2 separate regions of the Mus musculus genome follow, and region 1 is linked to region 2. Evidence: chromatin loops called from intact Hi-C (ENCODE). Cell type or tissue: left cerebral cortex. All regions are shown on one strand.

What was found. Peaks named below come from ENCODE experiments on the same cell type or tissue, not always from the same donor. Only the 100,000 strongest peaks of a DNase experiment are listed, where the experiment ranks them.
Region 1: a loop joins it to region 2, with 2.9 times the contacts of the local background. A loop is called at or near these places in 2 of 42 quality-filtered maps.

The regions. Positions count from the first base shown.
Region 1 is chr10:119,455,125-119,457,624 of GRCm38, forward strand. The region is part of intron 1 of Grip1 (glutamate receptor interacting protein 1); the gene reads left to right. Among named protein-coding and RNA genes, the nearest start is that of Grip1, 2.3 kb to the left of the region's middle. In left cerebral cortex, a CTCF peak has its summit at 1,185; DNase peaks (open chromatin) are centred at 92, 314 and 615; H3K4me3 peaks cover 801 bases.
Region 2 is chr10:119,609,487-119,611,986 of GRCm38, forward strand. The region is part of intron 1 of Grip1 (glutamate receptor interacting protein 1); the gene reads left to right. Among named protein-coding and RNA genes, the nearest start is that of Gm40780, 19 kb to the right of the region's middle. In left cerebral cortex, a CTCF peak has its summit at 1,231 (motif pointing left); DNase peaks (open chromatin) are centred at 1,041 and 1,196.

The DNA of each region.
Region 1 (2,500 bases), 150 kb before region 2:
CTCCGTGCCAGGTGGCTCTGCAGCCCCTTTGTGCTTCAGCCTGCCAAGTGTGCTGGGCACGTTGTTTTGAAGTGACTCGCGGAGAGGAAAAGTTGAAGGCCTTTTGCACTCTAAACGCTTGGTTCTGTTGTCATCTTACGGTGTTTGGGTTGTGCAGTGGTTGGCCGTAACCTGGATATCATGTACGGAGTACACCAAAATTTCCTACCAAGGCCCCATGGGGCTGTGGGGTGCGCAGCATCCAGAGGGATTCCCTGGCTGTCAAGGTCCACCAGGGTTTATATACTCCTGCTGCTTCAACTACAGCCTGCTTTGGCTTGTTCAAGGAACCTGCTTGAGAATTGAATGGCTTTCAGGCTGCAGGGTCTTCATGACTAACAGTTGGTGCTGGAGGTTAAATGGTGCTTCGTGGGTAGGCTGTGATGGAAGCAGGAAGCCAATCTGGTGTGTAGAAGGGACAGCGCTATTTCCCCCCTGCCCCCCCCACCCCAAAAGAATTTGATTCTGCAGCGTGGGGGAGCTGGTATGGACGGTGGCTGGTGTTACTCGTCATGCTAAAAGTTTCAGGTTTTGGAAAAAAATGCTTACAGCCAAGAAACCAATGTACAGTTTCCAGTTTTTCTCTAGGTGGCACAGCGCGTCTTTGGTTGATAGCCTTTTTAATGACTCAGGGAATCTGTCCCTTTTAAAACCACTTCCTTATTAGAGTTGTGCATTCATTTGCAGTACACTTCTGGCGTGTGACCATGGATTTACCCCCCCCCCCCCGCCCCGCGCCCAGTGGTATCCCTGCTACAGAAATGCTTCAATGCCTGCCTTTGCATAACCATATCTTAAGATTTGCAGATCCAGGTGCCAATATTTCACTACCAGGTTGAAGCAATGAAAGAAAGGGGTCTGTCAAGCACCCAGGTCTGTCCTATCAGCTAAATGCTGCGACGCACCTGATGTTAAGTGCGTCAGTTTGATGATTAAAAAAAAAAAATCACTACTGTGTTGCCCCTAGGTTTTTATCAGAATGCTGAAGTGGGTAGATTTTTTTTTTGGGGGGGGGGATTGTAATAAAATGTACTTGTATGTCTTTTAGAAATATAGTAACTTTGAAAGATGATCACCTAATCTGCTTGGTTGAGATAAGACCGGAATTCCTCCAGTGCACAAAAATCTGAGTCAGACAAATTGGGCAGCCAAAGCTCCTCCAACAGGAGGGAACAGGGAATGTATGGCCCTTGGTTGCTTTTATTTATTTATTTATTTATTTATTTATTTATTTATTCAATGTTTTTATTCATTGCTCATGAGATGTTTTTCTAAACAGCACGTGTGTATAGAAGTGTGTGTGCATACATATATATATATATATATATATATATATATATATATATGTATATTAGTAGTATTTTTTGAGGTCCTGCCTTATTGAGAATGTGCAAATGATTTTGTTCTTTAAACATCGTCCATAAACGTAGAACTTGCGTATGTGGTTGTATCGTGTGTATGTGAGTGTATTGAGATGCTTCCGTGACTTTTGGTATGTCTGTCAGAGGACACTGCTCGGATTATGCCCTTTGCAGAATGTATTGAGTGCTTGACGTTTTTTTTTCTTTGCATTTGAAGTAACATTGTATAGACTGCCCCACTGCCCCATGATTACTTTTGAAATATAAGCTATCAGGCCAGTCAAAAAAAATAATCAACATGGAATACATATTATATTTTTAATATTGTTTGAGAATACAGTCAACCAAAAGGCCAATTTGTAGCATTAAATCCTAATGTGGGCTGTGCCCTTTCTATACCTCTTCCAACCCCAGCTTCTATTTACCATGCTGAAACACATTATGGAGACTAGTATAACTTTTTTTATGTGAATTTTATTTTTTAAAGTATCTTTGTTGATTATAACTCGAATTAATATGAAGTTCTAGCTTCCTCAAGATCCATATATATATATATGTATATATATATATATATATATATATATATATATATATATATATATATATATATATTTAAGTCTCTATCTCAGCAATATTTCTTTAAAATGCTAATTTTGGTTTAGACATGGATGGGAGGAGCTGGGGAGATGGCTTAGTCAGCATCCGTGCAAGCAGGAGGATCGGAGTTCCAAACCCCAGAGCCCGTGTAAACAAACCAGGTGCACAAGTGCTTGCCTGCAGTGCTCCTCCTGGGGAAGTGGAGACCTGATGATTACTGCATCTTGCTAGGCAGCCGATCCAGCTGTGTTGGGGAGCTCTGGGCTCAGTGAGAGACCCTGTCTTAAAGATAAGGCAGAGGAGCAAATGAGGAATGATAGTGCGTCCACTCACAGGGACCACTCAGTGGAGTGTACCTTTTTGGTACTATTGTCACATACAAAAGGTGTTTTGGCTAGGCTACGTAGTTTCCCATCAAACCTATATGCCGTTCATAACTTGGGTTTGTCTTGGAAGCCTCTGTCAAGACAATATTGAATGAGCTATGGCTACTGCACGCAGGG
Region 2 (2,500 bases):
GAGGAATTTTGAACAGCAATCAAGGCAGGAAAGAAAACCAGGAGGCCCCAGTTTTTATATAGGAAAGGTCTATTGAGTATCCAAAAGGAACACAAAAGGCCAGCAAGGGTCTCAACTCAGAAACACTGATTGCGTGTAAACACATTCTCCCCCCCCCCCCCCGTTCTGTCTGTCTGTCTGTCTGTCTGTCTGGTGAAGTCTACCTATGTAGATCTGGTTATTCTAGAACTTATGTAGACCAGGCTAGTCTTGACTCTTTAGAGTTCTGTCTCTTGTCTCCTGAGTCCTGGGATTAAAGGCACACACGACGCCTTGGGCTCCCTTCTTGAGAGCACTTCAAGACTGGTCTATTAGTGTAAGCTGCCTTTGCTTTATTTTTCAACTAATGAGCAAAAAAAGCATTTGAACATTATTTTCAAGCTCTGTAAGTTTGAAGGGAGATGGAGACACGCACAGAGAACTATGTCCATGTTCCTAAGAAACTAATCCTGAAACAGTCTTAGAATGTAAATCCTGAACTTCATAGAGGTCCCTTGCTATTATTATTTTAATTTGCAACTGAAGAAGCCATCGCCCAAGGGTCAGACCAAGGACTTTCTATCCTCCAGCCTTGCTCCTTATCAAGACCCATCCATACTTATATGACTTCCATCTTGTCACAAACTTCTGAAACAGCAACCAAAACGAGATGAACTGAGACAGCTAAGTGTCTTAGTTAAGTGTCTGTACTGTGAGCAGATACATTGACTGAGACAACTCTTATAAGGACAACATTTACTTGGGGCTGGCTTACAGGTTCAGAGGTTCAGTCCATTATCATCAAGGCAGGAACGTGGCAGCATCCAGGCATGCATGGTGCAGGAGGAGCTGAGAGTTCTACATCTTCATCTGAAGGCTGCTAGAGGAATACTGGCTTCCAGGCAGCTAGGATGGGGGGTGGGGGAGGTGTCTTAAAGCCCAAACCCACAGTGACACACACAGTGACACCCACAGTGACGTCACACCTCCTAATCGTGCTACTTCCTGAGCTGAGCATATAGAAACCATTACATCAAGCAAACGCTGCTTCTTCAGGACAGTGTCTCTCTCTAAAGGTAAATGTTGGTCAGCTGTTGGTCAGCGAGCAAGACATCTGTACCAGGGAACTACGCATTCAGTGACTAATGTGCAAAAGTCCGGGTTATTAAAGATACAGATGTTTATTACGTTAGCTTGCCCTCCAGTGCTCTCCAGTGCCCTCTAGTGACCTCCTGCGCTCTCTAGCCCACACAGCAGAAACAAACCTTTCCTGTCTCTGCTGCTCATTTTTAGCTATCTAGCATTTGTTATATTACTCATATGAAGGGCCACTGAATATTTCCTCCACACTCTCTTCATATGACAGACATGTCCCTTCATATGACAGGCATGTCCCTTCATATGACAGACATGTCTCTTACCGAGACAGTAGTTTGGCAGGAGAAAACACATCCACACTGCTTCTGTGTCAGTAGATGCAGAAACATTGCACTGCTCCATCTGGAGCCTGGTGTTGGAGCCCTAGGCTTGACCGATCAAGGGCAGACAGCTCAGTTTCCCATCTTTTGCCCCCATAGTGCATCTATAAGCTGAAGTTCATAAACCCATCCCATCCTGGCCTGTGGTAAAGAGGGACTTGTATTGTTAGGTGACTGTCACCAGTCCCTGACTTCTTACTGTTCTATTGCCCTTCCAGCACTATTGTAATCATCATTACCAACATCGACACCATCATCTCTTCTTACCCATGCCCCCAGCTCTGTGTGTGTGTGTGCGCTCATGTGTGTTGGCAAAGCAGCTTGATTTAAAATTCTTCACACCGTAGAAGCAGGTAAATCCTGGAGTATAATTTTTCCAGTCGTGTTACTAAATAACCTCAGACTTTGTCTCAAATATGGTTCCTCTTGAATATTGAAAGCATCTAATGGGGAAAATAAAGCCTCAGAGATACCGAAGCACACAGATTAACCTAAAAGAATGCGCCGCGACACATTTATGCTCTGTCGTAAAGCGCCATAATGAATAATTAAAACCGAACCAGGGCATCAAAGTAAATGATGACTCTGGATTGTGGTCCTGTACTCTGCATTGCTTGCATGGTTTCCTGCTTGTTGATTTGCATAGAATAGTAATCAACAAAGAATCCCTCCAGTTATTAAATGCAAATTAAAAGTTAGTATTTAAAAGAATATCTTGTGCTTGTTTTTGGAAGCCGACCAATTATTATTTTTTGTGTGTGTGTGCTAAGAAAGTAAGTGTTTGAAGGTACACAGCTAAGAACTCCATGGGTTGAAAAGTAAAATTTAGCTCTTCTGTCATGTCCCTGGTACTTCAGGAGCTGTGGGTTCCTGTGCAGACACGGCCGAATCCAAGAACCACCCCACACAAATGCAATCCCCAAAATGTCACTGGGATGGCAATAGGAAATCTCAGTCATAAAGATAGGGCGTCCCCAAAGGGGGGTCAACCCCAGGTTCCTGAG